Regions from separate parts of the Homo sapiens genome. Here region 1 is linked to region 2. Evidence: chromatin loops called from intact Hi-C (ENCODE). Cell type or tissue: Caco-2. All regions are shown on one strand. Links, peaks and the distances in the headings refer to the core of each region. The heading gives the core; the rest is flanking DNA.

What was found. A loop is a pair of places that touch in the nucleus more often than their neighbours do. Peaks named below come from ENCODE experiments on the same cell type or tissue, not always from the same donor. Only the 100,000 strongest peaks of a DNase experiment are listed, where the experiment ranks them.
Region 1: it touches region 2 in a loop (7-fold over the local background); 3 of 110 quality-filtered maps call a loop at or near these places.

Annotation. Positions count from the first base shown.
Region 1 is chr7:122,676,948-122,682,335 of GRCh38, forward strand. The region is part of intron 2 of CADPS2 (calcium dependent secretion activator 2); the gene reads right to left. It also overlaps the pseudogene RPS26P31. Among named protein-coding and RNA genes, the nearest start is that of RNF133, 19 kb to the right of the region's middle. RefSeq lists an enhancer at 2,234-2,790. In Caco-2, for the core only: no CTCF peak of the experiment used is centred there; a DNase peak (open chromatin) is centred at 2,414.
Region 2 is chr7:122,627,246-122,632,633 of GRCh38, forward strand. CADPS2 (calcium dependent secretion activator 2) reads right to left here. Exons shown (of 30, transcript NM_017954.11): 4 at 2,003-2,083. Among named protein-coding and RNA genes, the nearest start is that of RNF133, 69 kb to the right of the region's middle. In Caco-2, for the core only: no CTCF peak of the experiment used is centred there; no DNase peak of the experiment used is centred there.

The sequences.
Region 1 (5,388 bases), core at 297-5,296, 50 kb after region 2:
CTAGCCTTCTCTTCCATTTCTTTCAAGAACATATTTTCTGTTCCAGTAAAAGGACACACTTGTGTAGCCCTCCACACTCTGCGTACATTCCCACCCCCATAGCTTAACCATTTGTTCAATAAATGTTTACCAAGACAAACCAAAATGCCAGGCAATATGATCAGGTGTCATAAGCAAGGGTTTGCTTCCTTCCTAGAGCTTACAGTGGGGCAAACAAATGGTTATACAAACCAATATGCCTGTGGCTTGATAAATACTAGTGAGAATTTCTGGTGCTATAAGTTTGTAACAAAGTTTGAATCTAGCTGAGGAGGTCATGGTGGCTTCCCTGAGGAGGTGAGCAGAGATCTGAAGACAAAGAATTTGCAAATCAAAAGGAACCAAGGGGCCAGGAGACAGTGGGTAGAGGGAACACAGCCTATCTAAGGGGGCCTTAAGGCAGCTCCCTGGGCTGCAGTGAAGGGCCTGAGAGTACAGTGGAATGGGAGGTGCCTGAGGAGGACGGGTGGGCTTTGTCAGGCCTGGAAAGTGCTCTGGTCTTTATCCCAGGAGCATGGAATGCCATCAATATTTAAGGCAGAGAGTCACATGATAAAAACTGTATTTTGCAAATAGCTAAAATTTATTTTAGGGACTTCATGTATATTAACCCTCACAACTGCATAAAGAAGGTGCTAGTATTTATCTTAAAGGTAAACAACAACAACAACAACAATAAAAACCCAAAAAGCATACAGAAGTAAAGAGACATGGCCAAGATCACACAGCCAGAGTGTGGAAGAGTCAAGATTTAAGCCCAGTCTCACTCTAGAGCTCCCTTTTTCACCACCATGCAATCAAGTTCAGCAATTTATCAATTTGTGGCTCATTCGGCTGAGCTGGAAGGGCCAATGAGTAAATGGATTGGTAAGGATTAGGCAGGAGAATGCTCCTGTTCACCTGTTTGTCAAGCATTCCGCAGCTTGATGGTATTTCTCTATTCTAAGCCATCTTAATACTTTCCCATGCTCTGTGTAGGTATAAAACACTGCTGTCCTGTCTTATACCACATCATTGTATGTCTCTCTTGTTAAGACTGCAAACTGCATCTTTGAAATCTCTGTAGTGTCTAGTATCATTAGACACTCAAATTTTAAAGGAAATCATTAGGTCCTTGTGGTAATGGACTTTGGAAAGTTATTGAATCTAAAGGCTGCTGTGCTGACCAGTGTGGGATGAAGTTTTCATGAATTCAAAGTGAAAAAAGAAAATACAAGGACTTCAAAGTCCATTTTAATAAAGCTGATTTTAATATTCTAATAGTTGAAACTGTAGGTACAAGAAGTCACTTTTTGTAATACAATGTTATTAACTGTAAATGTGTGGTTTTGTTGCTGTATTCATCCAATGGATTCTTCCCACACAGCTGCACAGACAAAACCAACTCACTGAGACTGTGCTATAACAATAGAGAAGGAATTTTATTAATGCAAGGCTGGCCACACAGAAGATGGGAGTTATTACTCAAATTAATCTCTCAAAGGCTTGGAGTTTACGTTTTTTGTAAGGATAATTTGGTGGGCAAGGGTTTAGGAAATGGGGAATGTTGACTGCTTAGAGGTGAAATCACAGGTGTGTGGGAAATGGTCCTCCTGCACTTAGCCTCTGAGTAGGGGCCATAGGATGGGTTGCACCACTACTGTGGGTCTGGGTGGATTTAGTTGGTGGTCAAAAATGCAAAAATGTGAAAGATACCTCAAAAGGCCGATCTTAGGTTCTACATAGTGATGTTATCTATAGGAGCAATTCAGGGAAGTCACAAATCTTGTGACCTCTGGCCATAGGACTACTGAACAGTAAGGGGTTACAGAAATTATGCCTACATTTTAGCAGAATGTTGCAGGAAGTCAGGGACCTCGAATGGAGGGACCAGCTGAAACCATGGCAGAACATAAATTGTGAAGATTTCATGGACATTTAACACTTCCCCAATCAATACTCTTATAATTTCCTATGCCTGTCTTTTATCTCTTAATCCCGTCATCTTCGTAAGTTGAGGATGTATGTTGCCCAGGACCCTGTAATGACTGCGTTAACTGCACAAATTGTTCGTAAAGCATGTGCGTTTGAACAATATGAAATCTGGGCACCTTAAGAACAGGGTAACAGTGATTTTCAGGGAACAAGGGAGATAACCTTAAAGTCTGGCTGCCTGTGGGCCGGGCAGGACAGAGCCATATTTCTCTTATTACCGAAAACAGGTAAGATAAATATCACTGAATTCTTTCCCCAGTAAGGAATATTAATAATTAACAGCCCTGGGAAAAGAATGCATTCCTGGGGGGGGGGGGCTCTAAAATGGCCACCCTGGGAGTGTCTGCCTCATGCACATGTAGATAGGAATGAAACATGCCCTACTCTCCTGCAGCACCCCCAGGCTTGCTAGGATTAGGAAATTCCAGCCTGGCGAATTCTAGTCAGACCGGTTCTCTGCTCTTGAATCCTGTTAAGATGTTTATCAATGACAATGTGTGCACAGCAGGACGTGGACGTTCATTAGTGATTCTAGTTTCACCCTGACCTTGTGATCTCGCCCTAACCTTGTGATCTCACCCTGACCTTCTGCCTTGTGATCTTTTGTTGCCCTTAAAGCATGTGATCTCTGTGACCCACACCCTATTCGTATACTCCCTCCCCTTTGAAAATTGCTGGTAAAAACTTGCTGGTTTTACGGCTCAGGGGGCATCACGGAACCTGCCGACATATTATGTCTCCCCTGGACATCCAGCTTTAAAATTTCTCTCTTTTGTACTCTTTCCCTTTATTTCTCAGACCGGCCAACACTGAGGGAACATAGCAAAGGACCCACATTGAAATATCGGGGGCTGAATTTCCCCCAATAGCAGAACTCAGGCCCCTCTCACAATCCTAATCTTGTGGCCTTTCATTAGTTTTACAAAGATGGTTTTTAGTCCCTGAGAAAGAAGGGGTTTAGTTTTAGAGAGGGACTATTATCATCTTTGCTTCCAAGTTAAACTATAAACTAAATCTTTGCCATGATTAGCTTGACCTATGTACAGGAATGAACAAAGACAGCCAGCCTATGAGGCTAGAAGCAAGATAGAGTCAGCTATGTTAGATTTCTCTGTCATAATCTTTGCAAAGGCAGTTTTATTGTTGTTGCAATGGTTAATTACCTTTCTTGGCACACAAAAAAAGTACAATATCTGACCTCTGTTTTTATTTACTAATCCATGAATTCCAAAGATTTGAAAAACACTCGTTTAAACAATCCCATTTCTTTACCTATCAAATGTGAAGAATCACAGCTTAAAACTAATAGCAAATAATCTGTTTTATCTAAAAAATAAATTTTGTTAAGAAATACCTCTAGACCCTTATCTATAAACTAGGAGACACTTGCTTTCAAAAGATCCTTCCAACTTTTCTAAATCCCTTATGATTAATCTAAACCCCTCATATCAAATCTAAAGCCCTTAGACCAGGCCAGGCATGGTGGCTCATACCTGTAATCCCAGCACTTTGGGAGACCAAGGTGGGTGGATCACCTGAGGTCAGGAGTTCGAGACCAGCCTGGCCAACATGGCAAAAGCCTGTCTCTATTAAAAATACAAAAATTAGCCAGGTGTGGTGGTGCACGCCTGTAATCCCAGCTACTCAGGAAGCTGAGGCATGAGAATCACTTGAGTCTGAGAGGTGGAGGTTGCAGTGGGTCGGGATAATGCCACTGCACTCCAGCCTGGGCAACAGAGTGAGACTGTCTCAAAAAGAAAAACAATAAAACATCTAAAAAACTAGAAATACCATTTGACCCAGCCATCCCATTACTGGGTATATACCCAAAGGACTATAAATCATGCTTCTATAAAGACACAGGCACACGTATGTTTATTGCGGCATTATTCACAATAGCAAAGACTTGGAACCAACCCAAATGTCCAACAATGATAGACTGGATTAAGAAAATGTGGCACATATACACCATGGAATACTATGCAGCCATACAAAATGATGAGTTCATGTCCTTTGTAGGGACATGGATGAAATTGGAAATCATCATTCTCAGTAAACTATCGCAAGAACAAAAAACCAAACACCGCATATTCTCACTCATAGGTGGGAATTGAACAATGAGACCACATGGACACAGGAAGGGGAACATCACACTCTGGGGACTGTTGTAGGGTGGGGGGAGGGGGAGGGATAGCATTGGGAGATATACCTAATGCTAGATGACAAGTTAGTGGGTGCAGTGCACCAGCATGGCACATGTATACATATGTAATGAACCTGCACAATGTGCACATGTACCCTAAAACTTAAAGTATAATAATAAAAGAAAGAGCTCTCCGGTCCGTGCCTCCAAGATGACAAAGAAAAGAAGGAACAATGGTCGTGCCAAAAAGGGCCGCGGCCACGTGCAACCTGTTCGCTGTACTAACTGTGCCCGATGCGTGCCCAAGGACAAGGCCATTAAGAAATTCGTCATTCGAAACATAGTGGAGGCCGTAGCAGTCAGGGACATTTCTGAAGCAAGCGTCTTCGATGCCTATGTGCTTCCCAAGCTGTATGTGAAGCTACATTACTGTGTGAGTTGTGCAATTCACAGCAAAGTAGTCAGGAATCGATCTCGTGAAGCCCGCAAGGACCGAACACCCCCACCCAGATTTAGACCTGCGGGTGCTGCCCCACGTCCCCCACCAAAGCCCATGTAAGGAGCTGAGTTCTTAAAGACTGAAGACAGGTTATTCTCTGGAGAAAAATAAAATGGAAATTGTAAAAAAATAATAATAATAATAAAAGAAAGAAAAAAAACAACATCTAAAAAAAAATAAATAAAAATAAAAATAAAACCCTTAGACCAAATATAAAGCCTTGAACTGTCTATGCCTTCTTACATCCTGTTTTAAGAACTGAGATGAGTCTAGACCCAAATGAATACAAATGGGATTTGAAAAGCATAAAGCTTTTTTTTTTGTTTGCTTGTTTGGAAAATAATACATACACATGGTATTACCATAATCTTATCAATATTATGAAGTCGTTCTAAAGCTTTTTTCTTCTAATATCAGCTAATAGCAGATCTTTGAGTCTTTCTTCCTAGGTATTTTCCAACTAAATGCTTAGTTTAAATTTCCCTAAGCCAACAGCAAATACTCCTTAACCTTGTACTTATGAGACTGAAAGTGAAGATTTACCAAGCCTCTTGTATAAACACAAAGATCACTGCACCCTACCTGGGCTTCCAATCTGTTTGACACTGTGCAACAAAGACTGAGACCCTAAAGTGGAAGAAAAATCTTGTTGTTCATCATGGAAAAGGGAGCAACGGAATGGCAAATAAGAATTTCTAGAGAAAAGCTTCTACACGTAGCCACAAAGTCAAAG
Region 2 (5,388 bases), core at 120-5,119:
CAAGGTTTGTAGGATTATTGTCAGAAAATAATTCAGCAAGGTCAGTCAATTGTTATTAGGCTTAAAAATATTTCATTAAGACGGCTTCACTTTGGTGAACTTGAAGTGGAAAGCAATTAAACCTGCTCAATCTATGTCAATATTTTCATCAAAAGGTATCCTATTTTTAGAGGTATATTTTGCTTTCCAACCCCATCAGCTTTACTTCTTTCTCCATGTTTTTTCCACTCTATCAACATCTCTGATGAAACCATTAGGGTTCTCTCAAGGAGAAGCCTTTGTGTGTTCATCACTAACCCTTTCTTCTGACTCAGCCCAGGAGTTTATGAACACACCTTCTTCTCAGTCATGAACCTGAGAATACGTCTGAGTCTCTTCTTCCAGTCCCATAACTCTCTAGAAAATCACTTAAACTTTATTCTAAAGCATTACATATGACAATGTGCCCAGTCTCAGGTACAATCTATATACAAGTAGGTAATTTTCAAATGCTGAACACAGATCCACTGTCCCTCCTGCTGCTGTCAGGCACATCTCTCCAGGTTCTTTATTAGCTTTAGGTCTCAGAAAAGCAATTTCTTTTCCAGCCAGGCTCAATACAGGATAGGACTTGGCATTAAAATATTTTTCTTTCTAAAGGTTTCAATAGCCTCAAGTTGCTTGCTTTCTACTCTACAAAATCCACATTCAAATCTCTAGAATGAAATACCACCTTTCTAGAAACCCAGAGGACAAAAATAAGGCATGCTATCCTTTCAATCACTGCCCTCTGTGCAAATGTAACTCTTTGGCCCCTAATTTATAGCACACTGTATCTTCATTCATCTAGAGATTCTTCCTCATGATCTAATTCCTGCTTGGTTCTTACAACTTACTGTCATTCTTGTTACCCAATTATCTACATTTTTCTCTATTTTATTATTTATTTCTAATTTCTCAACTTTCCCTCTACTTTTTAATAAACACTTAAACAGTGTTAGCATTTTAAAAACATTATGTATTAATATTTACAAATACACATTTTCTTTGCAGAAGTAAAAAAATAATTGTTAAAATTAGTATGGGATATAACTTCTTGAATGCTGGAAGAGTTCATTATCTTGATCTGGGAGGTGGCTACACAGGATGTATGCGTAAACATTCATTAAACTGTAAAATGAAGATGTGTGCAGTTTATTGTATACATGTTACGAGAGAGAGAAATAGAGAGGGAGACTATCCATCAAATATTGGAAGTTTTTGCTAAGCAGAAAGGAAAGGGAGAGAATCTTATGTTCAGAGCAATCAACAGCACTATAACTGCAAGTCCATTGAAAAGAACTAAAATTTTCATATCATTGAAGTAAGTTAATAAATTCACTAAAGAATGATTTAGACAATTGGGTTCCATTCTCTCTAAAAACCTTAAGTACTAGAAAAAACTCATGCCTTTTGTCTGAAATTTATCTCTATTCACGATACACAGTGATCACACAAATAAAATAAGTACAATATGATGAATTTCTTGTATCAAGCACACTTCATCTGCCAGATTGCATACTAGATACTTAAAATAATATTTTTTCATGCATTTAGTCATTCAATTAAATGTTAGTCAGAACCACTATGTGCCAATAACTTTACTGTATACTTAGGAATGTATTATATGATTTTGCGGGGAGGAGTTTTTTCTCCCTGGTTATATTTTGCTTAGTAAAACATTAAAACTCTTCTAGATCTGGCAGTTTGAGAAACTCATGCATTGCTTTAAGAGAAGTCTATAAAAGTTATCATTAAAATTAAACAGTTCACATATTAAGGATGAGTACGTAAAATGAATAATATGCTTCATTTAGATAACATGCTTTCAGATATTTGGGATTAAGAGGTCTATGTGTAGAGGAGAAAATGTTAAAATTATGCTGGCTCTTTTTTTTTTAACCTATACAAAACACTTTTTCAGCTCACAGAAATCTAGGTAAAGAAAGGAATGTCATACAGTATGTCCAAGTTAATAATTTACCTTTGCCATTTTATCTGCCAATTGCAGCCGGCCATCAAGTTCCCTTCTGATCTGGGCTGCTTGTTCATCTGCGTTATCCAGCTTAAAAATAAAACAGAAGTTACACATATGTAATTACTTAATCTATATACAGTGACCCACAGACTGAGGCAGTCCCACAGACTAAGGCAAAGATTAAATGACTGAAAAATGTTTAATAGATTGTATCAGATATCTATTACAAAGAGAATACAGGAGGTTGTTCAATTAGATTGGCAGACCAGATAAATTTCTTGGGTACTTTCTCATTGTGGTTTTACTCACAAAACCACCAAATCAAGAAATTAGATTTCTTGATCATTAAGTCAGTCCTAAATAGTTCCAGAAAGATGAAGCTCTTGTTTTGTTCTTTCAAGTTCTCACCATGTATTTCTGGAGGGTGAGATGCTAATGTTTCACTTCTTTCTTTGTACTTTAAAAAAACTCCCTTTGCTTTAATAATAAGTTTGTATTAGTGCTAAACTATAAAAGTACTCTTTGATTGACTGATACAACTTTCTACCACTTAAGTCTTCATATACTCCTCATTCTAATACCAGTAGACTAATACTGCCAAGAAATCCTTCCATTCTTTTAAGGATTGGCACCATATTAGAAATCCATTCTCCTGTTCTAAATTTGACTGAAAACAAGAAAAGTGTGCTCTCATCATTTTTTTTAGAAATCTCCCATTTACATGGAAAATTATTTTCACTTCATGAACTAATCCTTAACTTTTTCTATAACTTATTTTAACTTTACTCATGATACCTTTTCACCCATTCACTCAATATTAGTCCCTTTATAAAAATGTTAAAGTGAGGATGTTAAGTGTTAATTTTCTCTTGACTTTAGTTTTTTCTCCTTTTGCACTCTCATCACGAAGAAGCCTGGACTGCACAATACACTTTAGTAAAGGACCATCTAAAGATTCGATTGAGTATAACATTAAACACCAATGAGAAAACAGTTTACTTGTCACTTTCCCAAAGAACTACAAATTGACCAGGTTACATTTTTAAAAACATCCTCAAAGAGAGTCCTCAAAAAGATGAGTAGAAGCAAACCAGATTAACAGGATAGTGGTGGTAAGGCAATTTATATGAAGAGTCAAAAAAAAAAAAAGAGGAAGATGTTCCTATAAAAGAACACCAAAAGTCTGGAGGTGAGGAGGTAAAACTAGACACACACAGTGGTTCTTTTGGAATGGGATACCAGAAGAGGCAGGGTGAGGGACAGGACTGGAGAGAGAAGCAGGGCAACTTCATAAGTTACTCTTCACAAGCCACATTAGGGAATTTGGAGTTAGTTCCTACAACAATGGGACTTCCTTGAGAGGTTTAAAGTGTAGGAGTGATATGATCAGATGTAAGCTTTGGAAAGGAAAGATCACTCTGTCTCTAGTACAAACAATAGGTCAGAAAGACGGAAGTCTTATTTTGTTTTCTTTAAAGATATACACAAAATGTTAAATTGAGGATATTCATGTTAATTTTCTCTTGGGAGAAAAACTATACAAAAGGCCTGAGATTACCTGTCTAAAATATGTTTCCAAGTTGATTTTTAAAAAACCAAATTCATTTTAAAATAAGTTAAAAAAACAGGCAAGATTTTCTTAAAGTAAATCCTTGTTATATAGGAGTTTCTATGTCATCTCATAAAACTAACAAACAATTTTAATTGATTAATATGATTCAAAATCAAACAGAAACAAGTTTCTCTTCACTGTGTCTAAAATCAAAATGATTAAAATTAAAAACTAACGTAATTATGAAGAAAAATAATATGCAGTAAGTACGGGTTCCAGGTTAACTGAAATCTCTCATTCCAAGCTCCTAAAAACTAAACCATAAGAACACTGAAACTGTAACAATACTTCAAATGCACTAAATGTAATATGAAATATATTATGATCTTTGCTTAAATGCTGATACATATTTCTTCAAAAGACATAAAAAGTTACTTGCATATAAAGAAATTATATTTTTCTCACAGCTTCAACAAAAAATAGCATTTAATATCTTAAAAGGCCACAGTTTTTCAAACTTCACTAGAAACACTAACATATTTTTGTATCTATATCTCCAGATTAACAGCTCTTACTTAAGTGTAAGTGAAATTGTTTGAGTTATTTCTAAATTTTGGTAGTTTTGTTTGTAAGAGACAATTTACAACTACATATTTTTTCTTTTTGTGGAGATGGAGTTCTCGCTATGTTGCCCAGGCTTGTCTTGAACTCCTGGGCTCAAGTGATCTTCCCGCCTCTGCCTTCCTAAGTGCTGGAATTACAGGCATAAGCCACCGCACCTGGTCTGTTTTTTTAAAAAATAATTAATGACTTGATCACATTTGTCTGAAAAAAAAGTAAGCAACAAAACAAAACAAAACCAAAAACAATGTAGAGCACTGGGACACTACATTGTCTTTTCTTTTTTTTTTAATTTCAGATTTGGAGGGGGTACAGTGTAGGATGGTTTCATGGGTATATTACATGTTGTTGAGGTTGAGGTTGGGGATATGGATGGTCCCATCACCCAGGTGGTGAGCATAGTATCCAATAGGTAGTTTTTCAGCCCACATTTCCCTTGGTCAATCATTCCCCAGTGTACTATTCCCATCTTTATATCTATGTATATTCAATGTTTAGCTTTCATTTATAAGTGAGAATGTGTGATATTTGGTTTTATGTTAAGGTGCTAATTTGCTTAGGATAATGGCTTCCAGCTGCATCGACATTGCTGCAAAGAATATGATTTCATTCTTTTTTAGGGTTGTGTAATAATCCATGGTATATATGTGTGTATGTATATATAAAATATTTTCTTTATCCAACCCACCATTAATGGGCACCTATGTTAATACCAGGTCTTTGCTATTGTCATTAGTGTGTCAATGACCATATGGGTGCAAGTGTCCTTTTGATCAAATGAATTATTTTTCTTTGGGTACATACCCAGTAGTAGGATTTCTAGGTGTAACAGTAGTTCTGTTTTAACTTCTTTGAGAAATCTTTAAACTACTTTCTATAGTGGCTAAAGTAATTTGGATTACCACCCACAGAATACAAACATTTGCTTTTCTCTGCAGCCTCACCAACATCTGTTGTTTTTTTGACTTTTTGATAATAGCCATTCTGACTGCTGTGAGATGGTATCTATCTCATTGTGGCTTTGATTTGCATTTCTCTGATGATTAGTGATGTTGAGCATTTGCTCATGTTTTTTGGCCACTTGTACATCTTTTGAGAAGTGTCTGATCATGTCCTTTGCCCATTTTTGAGTTGGATTGATTTTGCTTGATTTAAGTTCCTTGTAGATATCTGTATATTAGATCTTTGTCAGATGCATAGTTTGCAAATATTTTCTCCC